Regions from separate parts of the Mus musculus genome. Here region 1 is linked to region 2. A link is a contact called in ENCODE POLR2A ChIA-PET data. All regions are on one chromosome and are shown on one strand. The core of a region is the stretch at or near the end of the contact, and the rest is flanking DNA. Distances in the headings are between cores, read along the strand shown. Region 1 holds the start of Spata31d1b (spermatogenesis associated 31 subfamily D, member 1B). Region 2 holds the start of Etohd2 (ethanol decreased 2).

What was found. ChIA-PET counts read pairs that join two places held with the same protein, here RNA polymerase II (POLR2A).
Region 1: POLR2A ChIA-PET joins it to region 2 with 18 read pairs in embryonic stem cell. The contact joins the promoter of Spata31d1b here to the promoter of Etohd2 in region 2. POLR2A ChIA-PET finds 5 or more read pairs at or near these places in 3 of 5 experiments (Patski and embryonic stem cell).

What each region holds. Positions count from the first base shown.
Region 1 is chr13:59,710,520-59,715,607 of GRCm38, reverse strand. It overlaps Spata31d1b (spermatogenesis associated 31 subfamily D, member 1B), which reads right to left and starts at 3,324. Exons shown (of 4, transcript NM_001167593.1): 1 at 3,108-3,324; 2 at 1,933-1,972; 3 at 1,413-1,473; 4 at 1-281. The coding sequence starts at 3,293. It overlaps Gm40972 (a long non-coding RNA gene), which reads left to right and starts at 4,394. Exons shown (of 3, transcript XR_873547.2): 1 at 4,394-5,088.
Region 2 is chr13:59,767,872-59,773,379 of GRCm38, reverse strand. Etohd2 (ethanol decreased 2) reads right to left here and starts at 3,414. Exons shown (of 2, transcript NR_015349.3): 1 at 3,034-3,414; 2 at 1-2,453. It overlaps Isca1 (iron-sulfur cluster assembly 1), which reads left to right and starts at 3,591. Exons shown (of 4, transcript NM_026921.4): 1 at 3,591-3,756. The coding sequence starts at 3,676. It overlaps Tut7 (terminal uridylyl transferase 7), which reads left to right. Exons shown (of 27, transcript NM_001373962.1): 27 at 521-1,504. The coding sequence ends at 588.

The DNA of each region.
Region 1 (5,088 bases), core at 2,075-4,574, 58 kb after region 2:
AGTTAGGTGAAAGGATGGACGGAGCCAGCGGTAAAGGCTCCGGTAGAAGGGCTGGAGCCGAATGCCCTGCCTGGTTTCCTGTGAGCAGAGAGGACAGAACAAACGAGGCCTCCGTCCCAGGAACTGTGGAAGCCACGCACAAGTAAGAGGCTTTACCATCTTTGAGGTGGTCCTGGGAGAGCTGATGACTGATATTGCCAGATCTATCACACACAGGCAAGAGGGGATCTCTGTGGAGTGGTAGTTCATTGCAGGAGGCCTCAGAGGGCTCTTCCAGAGAGCTGTGAGAGATATGAACATCAAGCTGTGGGGCCATGAAAGGCAGCCTATTTTGGTTGAATGAGGCTTACTCCCGAGACCCAGTAGAAAACTCTACAAGGGACAGAACAGCGAGCCACGTTCCCAGAGACAGGTGCCTGACACTACAGAGCCCTCAACTCCATAATTCTGTGACTATCAGTCATGCAGACAATATCCCAAGCTCCTGGCATTCTGGCTACACCTCCACAGTTACCTGACTATAGCCAAGTATGCTCCCCACAGTTACCTGGCAACAGCAAGATAGCCCAGCCCACTATAAAAGGGGCTGCTTGGTTCCTCCTTGCTCTTTAAGCTCTCACCTTCTTAGTCTCTAGCCCTCCTTCTCTCTCTCCCTTCCCCACTCTCTCCACGTGGCCATGGCCAGCCTCTTTCCCTCTTTCTACCTTCTTTTCTTCCCCCTACCTTTCTACAATAAAGCTCTAAAACCACAGACTGTCTCTGCTCATCAAGACCGACCATGCTTGAACAATGGGATAAGCTTTCCCCTAACCAGCCACATCTAACCTCTCGCTGGAAGGTCTTCCTGTGCTCCAGCCATGGGCTGGACCAAGGACTCTTGCTTGTGTGAGAACCACCCAGCGCCTCCCTCTTCCCTCTTCCCCCTACCCTCTCCTCCCTTCAGGCCCCCACTTGTTCTCAGCTCTTCTGCGGTGTCCAGCAGTGTGTGGGATACCCGAGGTTGAGAACCTGTTATGTCGTACTGCCCCTGGCTCACCCTCCCACCAAGCTGGGGTCCAGTGGCTTCCCACAGACAGACACCCACCCGGGGCCTCGTGGAAAGCGTGCCGCATTCTCCCATGTCTGCCCGCCCAGAGCACCGGAACTCTGGCAGGACACGGGTTTTCTCCCACTCCCTCTTTCTCCCATACCCACTGCCCAACACCAAGCTATTACTGGGGCCAGCCTGTGGAAATAAGGGCCTGCTGGTCTAGCCCATTCACACTGCCATATCCAAGGCTGTCCTCTGAGGCCTCCTACCATGTCCTGTTGCTATGTGACCCCTCCCCGGAAAGGAGGAGGGAGGCGCTGGGTCCCTGGGAAAGAATGAGGTATGTGGGGAAAGGGACCAGGGAGGAAGGGAAGCCAATCACCTTGGCTGGGTTGTCTGCAGCTCCCTCCTCTGCGCCGCTTCTCTCTGGCAAGCTCGCCCACCTTAAATAAGCAAGATAATGGGTTATGGGGAACAGAGGCAGACAGTAGCACTGCATGGGACTAGACTTAGGGAAAACACTTAGGGTCATGATTCCTGAAAGCACGGAGTAGCATCAACAAGTGCTCTGTGAGAACACTCAGAATGTCCAGAGCTCTATCTGAGCAGCAAGAGTGATTTCCTCATAGCTGCCAGCTCCCCGGAAGGGAACAGGGGACACAGTCTCAGAAGATCCCCCAAGGGGCTGTCCCAGTCGTCAAAGACTGTCACTCAGAAGATCCCCAGGGGCTGTCCCCACATGGGTCTGCCTGTCTTCCTATGAGTCTTTCCTCACAGGGCTCCTCTCTCTTGTGATTAAGGGACTATGTGTAGCAACTGACATGCTCAGATCATAAACCTGGGATCCTATGGAAAGGACAGGGTAGGGATCCCTGAGAAGAGAGGCAGAGGCAGACACCTACCTTTGAGGGTTTGCCTTCTCTTCTTCCCTTTCTCCCATAGCTGCCAACGAGAGAAGAGAATGAGCTCCGGAACTCACTGGTTATGTCTGTCTTCCTAAGAGACTCAGAATCCCACTGACCAGGCACATCTCAGGACCCACTGAGTAGCGGGCGAGACCTGTGTGCTTTATTAACTGTGGAGGTGGCAGCTTATTCACACTCGCCTTGGGAAGCTAAAGGACAGGGTGGTGTCCTTTCCGAGGACTTTACCACTGTGCTGCTCCTGGGGATGGCCAGTCCCAGAGTGGAGGACTGGGCTCCATGCTTTCTTCAGAGAGGCCTTCAACAGTCAGCACTGTGATCCTGGATCCTAACCAGTTCACCGTGGAGGAGGGTAGGGGAAGGGACAGGTGATGCGGGAGTGGATCATAGGATCACTGTCAGGAGAGACTGGTCCCATCCCCAGAACCCAAAGACTGGAGCCAAGCCACTAGGACCAGTTTCCTACTTTGTCCTGGAAAATTCAGGCACACACAGATAGGAAGGTGAATGTGGGCTCCAGAAGGGAACCTTAGTCCTCCCTGATCCCTCTCATATCTATCCTCCTCTCCCCTCCCCTCTCCTCTCTTCTCTTCCCCTCCCCTCTCCTCCCCTTCCCTCCCCTCTCCTCTCTTCTCCTCCCCTCCCCTCCCCTCTCCTCTCCTCTCTTCTCCTCCCTTTTCCTTTCCTCACCCTCCTCTCTTCCCCTCTGCTCTCCCCCTTCTCTTCCCCTCCCCTCTCCTCTCCTCTCCTGTCCTCTCCTGTCCTGTCCCTCCTCCTCTTCCTTCCCCTCCTCTCTTCTCTCCTCCCATCCCCCATCTCCCTCTTATATCCTCCCCCATCTCCCTTCTCCTCCCCTCTCCTCTCTTCTCTCCTCCATCGCTCTCCTCTCCTCTCCCCTCCTTTCCTCCCTTCTTCCCATCCCCTTTCCTCCCCTCTCTACCCCACCCCCATCCCCTCCCCTTTCCTCTCCTCTCCTCTCCTCTCCTCTCTCCTCCCCTCCCCTCTCCCCTCCCCTCCTCTCCTCTTTCCTCCTCTCCTCTCCTCACTCATTTATCCCAGACATCCCTCTGACAGCCAAGCTCACCCCACAGCCAGAGGACAGAACTACAGCCCAGCAGTGAAGTCTCTCTTGGGAACTCACCATCCTTCCTTACCTTTGGGGTGTATTTCTCTCTCCACAGCAAGTGTATAAGCAGTTTTAATATCAGGTAGGAGATGTACAGAAGCAGTAGCCCCAGTCCACTCAGAAGAGTGTAGTTGAGGTCTATGTGGTAGGAAGCTGAGCCTAGGGTCAGCCATGTCTCACTGAGGCCATTCAGAGCTGAGAGAATCTTCTCCATGGCAGCAACAGCATGGCTGCCTGAGGTGTCTGAGGCTGAGGGTTCCTGAGCTTGACTAGAGTCCCAGGCCTACCTCACAGAGCAGGGAGAGTCACAAGGGTTTCTGAGGGTGGGGAGGAGGGTGTGTCTCCAGCCCTTCCCCCACCCCCAGGAGCTCCTCAGAGCCCTCTGCCCAACCCTGCTGCTCCCTGTTTCTCTTGCTGTTTGGAGAACTTGATTTGGACCTCAGCTGTGCTGGGACCACGTGATGCCTGGGACTTTACTTTGCCGTGACATTTACTGTCCCAGGATAGTAGCGTCATCATACAGATGTCCCATACACAATGGCTGTCCCTTCCCTTAACATGGGTCTGTAACTCGAGGTTCTTTTACACATCTTTTTTCCAAATGTCAGTTAGTAAGTTTGGTGTATGAATCAGCTTATAATGTCTTTAATTAGAGGGGCAGAATCAAATCACAAAACTGACTTTTCACAAATTATCCCCAATTGGCCAAATGATATGTGCACATGCCTGTGCATGTCGCACAGAATGGATACTCAACACTCATAAAGCTTCATCAATCAGAAAAAAAAAAGTAAACTGGTTGCAGGAATTTGCAACCCCGATAAGCCTGTATAAAAACCACACAATCCAGTTATATTTATAAGCTATGTGCCTAGATCGGGCAGATCTAGTGCTTACTGACTTACTCCCCAGCTATGAGACCCTTTGGTGTTTGCAGATTCCCCAGACCATGTGGTTCTGCTCCATTCCCCCCCCCCCCCCCATCCTCTCTCCTTTCTCATTCTCCTCTCTCCCCTCTCCCAAAACCCTCAGTCCCTCCTTTCTTCTCCACTGCCCAATCACAGGCTCTAGCTTTTATTGACCAGTTAGAATAGGGAGAAGGTTCACATGAGATCACCCTGAATATATGATTGACTGGCTAGTGGGTGGGGGGTAGCCCCTCTTGAGGAAGCAGAATTAACATCAGAATACAAACAGCATTCAGGTCAACCCACGACATTAACTTACTCCAATAATACCAAGAAATTTTAGTTCTAATCATTTTATGTTTATGTTTGTGATTTAAATTTGGCTTCACACGGAAGGACTCACGAGAAAGTCAGATCTGAGATATTCAGGAGGCGGACTAAAGTGAGTGTGACCAGGAGGAGAGAGAGATTTGGGCAGAGAACGCTAAGCTTCAGGAGTGAGGGAAAGCTGGAGCAGCTGAGAAAACAGAGTTGATCCTAGGCCAGACTGGAGTGGACTAGACTGACTTGTCAAACAAGATGTCTTGGATAGAATAAGGCATAGTGGGAACTGGATAATTGGCACCATAGGGTCCACTGGAGGTCGTTGCCCAGTAGGTAGACTATGGCCAGGTGGAGAACACTGAGCACAGGAAGATGGACGCTCACTAGAAGGGCTGGACCAGAGTGGGCAATAGGCCAGGAGATACCACCACAATGGTATGAAGTGGGAAGAGGAAAATGCTGGGTCCGGTAGGGGGAGCCGGAAAACGGAACTCAGTGGGTAGACTCTGAGCTGGAGAACAGCATGCTGGGTAGAGTGGGGTCAGGAGGGGAATGTGGTACACAGGGTCACGAAGGTGAGCTGGACAAACAGTAAGGTCTGGGTGCACAAGCAGCGCCTGTAGAGTGGGGTGCTCTAGGAACAATGGAGGAGAAGAAGCGGGGCGAGTGGAGGAAAGATGTGTGTTGGTAGAACAGACAGCGGCAGTAGGAAAAGGAGGCCGCGGGTCTGTGAGACGAGGGACAGAGCACACCGAGGGAGTCAAGGTAATGCGATGG
Region 2 (5,508 bases), core at 2,165-4,664:
TGTACAGTAGTAGCCACATGGGCTCTCATTCCCTCTTGTATGTGCTCAGACTCCAGAACACAGTACATGTTGTAAGCTGTGGATGGCTTCACTACTAATTAAGTACAGAGAATTTTATTTTCTCCTTGTACATCCATAAGGTATTACTAGACTTCTAAAGGGTAATGGTATGAGGTACTAATTTCTGGCCAGCGATCTCTTTGCAGTCTGTGAGCTACAAACAAAAAGAATATCCTATGTAAAGAACTTTCAAAATGTTTCTTCCAGCCTCAGTGCCTGCCTGTGGCTGCATTGAACAGCCTCGGGGCTGTACCTTACCAGCACTGAGGAAGCAGTGTCTAAGCACTGCCCAGTGCCTCTGATGGCTGTGCACTTGTTTATACCTAGCCTAACTGCTCGACTCAGGACGAGTGCCCTTTGTGGTGGGACACGTGTCTGTCAGTAACTGACAATAAGTATTGTGTGACTTTGCTCAAACACCATTCTTTTCGTTTATGTTGGATTTTGTTTTCCCTCCTAGGTAGCCTTTCCAGTAAATATATGACTCAGGGGAGAGCCTCAGTGAAGAGGACCCAGCAGGAATCATGAGGGAAGGAACTGCAGCACTGGAAATGCCACTCAGGTGTCCGTGGCCACTTGGGAAATTAGGTTCATGGCACAGGACACAGTGACACAGATCAGGCTTCAACGTAACAGTTGAGGGGCATCGTAATTTTTTAAATTTTAATGAAATTGTTAATAAGGAAAAGAAAAATTTTAATATAGTCTAACTATACCACCAATCTCCAGAGATTTGAAGATTTTAATAGAAAGTCAACTTAAAAGAAAAATATGAGGGCCAGAATTCAATGACTACAGCGTCATGGATTTTAGTTCTTTCAAAGCACTCTAAAAATAGTGTGCTGCTCACCAGAGGAGTTAGCCCTCTTTCCCTACACATCCCCTTTTTGATTTCCAAGAGGGGATTCTCTCTGTTGTTCCTGGATCGTGGTATGGACGCACATCAAGGACATGTGGACTATACTGCTGTACATAGGGTCTACAAGCATTCTTCATGGCTCATTGTAGAAATGATAGCATGGAATGCAAGCACCTGTCAGTGTGGGCCTCGGTGGACGACCACAGCACCACTGGCACATCTTTGAGGGCTTCCTTCTCTAAGTAATTGACAGAACTGTTGTGCTCATAAAAATGAAGTCATAAAAATAAGTAGTCCTTTTTTGCTGGTTTAAAAAAGAAAAATTAAAGGAGAAAAGGACAGAATAAAAGTGCTTTTTACTTTTTATGATACACAGAAATTAGGGTGGAGAGCTTTTACAAACCTCTGAAGATCAAAGAGGCTGCTGTCTCTGCCAATCACAAGTTTGATTGGCAACCTTCTGGTCTGACTGGAGCCCTCTCTAAACTGTTAATGAACTTCACAAGCCTTTCTGAAATAGTACAGAGTCAGAACTATGCCGGTTTATTTATCATTTTGAAATAAAATCGAACTTTGAACGTGTAATTTTATCCACATTATTTTCTTATGAGTCATTAGAAAAGTCAACCAAAGCGCTGACAGTACACATCTCCTTAATAGGGTGCCCATGCTGTTCCCCTTTGATAGCTGTGCACCGGGTCTGGGGTGTGCAAGCAGGAGACTGGGGGGCAGAGAGAGAGCTTGCTAAGGACACTGGCACAACGAGGGAGACTCACGAGAGGCATATATGTGTGAACTAGACTGGTCATAGTCTAGTTATGAAAGAGTCATGTCAAAATGGAAATCATTAAGAAATTGGAAATCATGGTAAAAAAATAAAAATGGTGACCATCAAACTCATGGGTTGTGCAACCGGGGCCTCCCTGCTACGTGACGGCTCAGCTGCTGGCCTGCTTCCTTTCCTCCTGCTCAGCTGCTGGCCTGCTTCCTTTCCTCCTGCCTCTGGCTGTGAAGTGACAGCGCTGCTTTCTGGCTGGAACAGTGCCACGCCTACTGAAAAAGCGCTTAGTGTTGTTTATCCCTCTGCCCCTAGAACGGAGAAGAAATACGCAGCCAGGCCAATCTTTATACCTGGTAGTTATTTTCTACTTGGATGTTTTGTCGGTTGTTGAGGGAGAGGAGTGTACTTACCCCTAAAATTAAACAGAATTGTCATGTTTTCTTCTAGCCTTAAAAAGGTTTCCTACATTTTGATTCTTAAAAAAAATTCTGCCCAGCAGCCTGGTGTTTTTGATGGCTTATACTGATACCATTAGACAAGTGAGGCACGCTTCTCAGCGGATAAGATAGCAGGCTCGCAGCCATGGCCAAGTCAAAGCTTCCTCTGCAAGCGATCGCAGGGCCAGGGCCGATGCCCTGTTCTGTTCTAAAACAGCGGAAACTCAGAATCCAGTTTTTACAGCAGGAGTTCTGAACACCCGATCTTCACCTTCTAACAGTCTCTTGCTCACTGTGAACTGCTTTGGCAAGCTTCCTGGTAAAAGATGTAAAAGATGTGTTTTCAGTGTACAGAGAAACCCTGTCTCGAAAAACCAAAAAAAAAAAAAAAAATCAGTCTGTTTTTCTTTTGCTTCAAAGGTGGCTTCTATCTTAAGGAGAGGATATCTTCCCAAGTGGAACAAAATCCTTGCAAGAGAGAGATCAATGACCGAGTGGGGTTCACAGTTTTCAGACACTAAAAATAGAGTTGAAAACATGGTGTGCCCACTCTTTGTAAAGCTATGAAGAAAGGGTCAGAACATTTTCTTAGCTCCTGGGCAGGTCTAGGCAGAATGTACAATGTCTGTCTTACTCTGTCAGTGTTCCAGCATGGCAAAGTCCCCATTTCGGACGGGGAAACTGCCCCTTCTAGTCAGACCAGTGAGATCGCACTGGAAAAGAAAACACTTGTTCTTTCCGTCTAGACCTGAGGCCGAATCCATTTCCCTCCCTCGGCCTTCCTGGAACCATAAGGGGGCGATCAGGGGTAGCAAACCCCTCAGTACTCCCCACGCCCACCCAGTTCCCGCACGGGGCCAGCTGCTGCTCCGAGATAAAGGAGCTCCCGTTCTTACGTCATCACGGGCCGCGAAGGAAGCCGAGGCGTGGTGACAGGCGCACAGCTAATCAAATGGGACCGGCTAGCAGGAAAGGCTAGCCAAATGTGCACGGGGCCCGGGATCGGGACTCAAGAACCGATGCTAACGTAGCGCCCAGGGCGCTCGCTCTCAGAGGCTCGGATAGAGCCACCATGCCCGTGCTTCCATGCGAGGCTGGTAGCTACGTACGTGCTCAGTTTTCTTGACACAAACTGCTACACAAGAGTGACATTTCAATAACTGGAAACCTGTCGTATGGTGTCTACCCGCTTGCTTTACTATCGAAGCAGCTCCAGAGTCACAGAGCCGTGTCCCCACTTCCGGGGGGTCTGTCGTTAGTGTACGCCATACGGAAGGAGCCATCCCACTTCCGCTAGCGCAGTGACCGCGAAGCCCGCAAGGTCACAGGTCACCTCCCTTGCCTCGTCAGTGATGACGGCCAATCGGCCCGGCCCGTCACTCACCCGGACTGTCCAATGGTGGAGCGGGACGGGCGACGGGAGGCGGGGCCTGTGGCGCCTGCGCAGGAGCTTGTGGCGTCAAAGTGCCCGCCGTGTCCATGGAGAGAAGTTGAGTCCCCACGCTCCAGCCGGAGGCTGCGGGTGCCGCGACGTGGACATGTCGGCGTCGTTGGTCCGCGCCACCGTGCGGGCTGTGAGCAAGAGAAAACTGCAGCCCACGCGGGCGGCCCTCACACTGGTGAGTCACCTCGGCGTCCGCAGGGAGGTGGTGGCGGCGGCGGCCCGGGGTGCAGAGCGAGCCTGGACGCGGACTAGGGTCTCCCGGCGGGCCGCGCGCGGAGCTCGATGGGGCGGACGGGCTGTGTGCGCTGCCACCGGGCGGCCGGGGCGGAGGACGGCAGTTTGCCGCCGAGGTCACGGCGTTCCCGGAGAAAGGTCACACAGGGAACGCCGCGGCTCCGCATAACCTCCCAGGAGGCGTCAGCCCCAGAGGATCGGGACAGCGTGAGACCGGGATTCATTCGGTCCAGACGCCACCGCGGAATCCGCTCCACCCAGAGTCCTAAGAGGGGCTCTTGCCAATAGTTAGTTGAAGCAAAATAGAAGGGAGTCGTGAACAAGTGAGATAATCTGTTTATAGGATAGGTCATTGTTTGGCCCTTCAGTTTGCCCCAGTAATCACACTGCATTCTGTGTTGCTTTTCCCTCCGGGACCAGCTAGTTTTCGTCACCGCAGGTATGTCATGGATTCTAGGATTGTGCAAACTATGCTCATCTTACTGAGAATAGAGTAGAATCCTCCTACAAGTAATAAATTCCAGAAAAGTCGAGCACAGGATAGGTGGTGGTTGTTATTGTCGTTGTTTGCTTGCTTAGTTTTGTTTTGTTTTTTTTTTTAATCACCATTTGGCCTATTGCATGTTACTTGGGAAATTTCGACCCGCCCCTTCTCACACCCCCCCTCTGCCCCCGTTTCTACCTCATAAGCATACATTATCATGATCCGCTGTTTTTCATGAGAAGAAATAATTGAGTTGCCTGGCTCGCACCCTCCGTAGGCCATTCCTTCCAGGAGTAACATCTCATTTGCACAGTCCTGGCCTGTGTCGTGCTTTGTAATCTTCTGTTTCGTTATGTATAGTAGATCTCAATTCACACCCTCTGCCGCGCTGCCTAGCTCAGCTGTAGAGTCTGTGGTGTTAGGCTTGGTCCTAGAATCACCTTTCCCTGATTTTCATAGGCACAGCTGTTGGCAGGCGTCGTGGTTCGTACTTGTTTTTCAAGTGTCTGGTAAACATTTTGAACCCCAGCACATAGCAAATGCAAAAGCAACGAGGTGACCAACGGCCTAAAGTGTGAGAGAGAGATAACTAGCAAACAAGAGTAATATGAGTTAGGTATTGCTTGGCCGGTACATCAGCCTGACAGCAGGGAGTCTGACATTCTGCAACATCTACTAGAAGTCAGCCATGGCCAGGAAAGGTGTGACATAAAACATAAACACTAGCTATCTGTTAGCTGATGCCAGTCGTGGACAGAATGGATGGGCTGGCACATTGGGCTGTGTGTATTTTTAGTCAGGGTTTCTAGAACTTATGGATAGTCTATATAGTAAAGGGATTTGTTACAATGACTTAAACAGTCTGTAGTCCAACTCCTCAACAATGGTCAGCTGTGAGTGGGAAGTCCAAGGATCTAGTAGTTGCTCAGTCCCATGAGGCTAGTTGTTTCAGCTGCTCTTCTGTAGATGTAGGTTCCAACAGATGTGCTGGCAAGTAAGTGCAAGCAGGCAAAAAGCAAATCTTCCTCCTCCCAGTGTCCTCCTGTAGGTCTCTAACAGAAGGTGTGGCCCAGGTTAAAAGTGTGTACCACCTTGAACTCAGAGATGATCTTGCCTTAGTCTCCTGGGATTGAAGGTATGTACTGCCTTGCCTGGGCCTAAGCTTTTCATGGCCACTGTGCCTCAAGATCTCCATGCCAAGATCCAGGT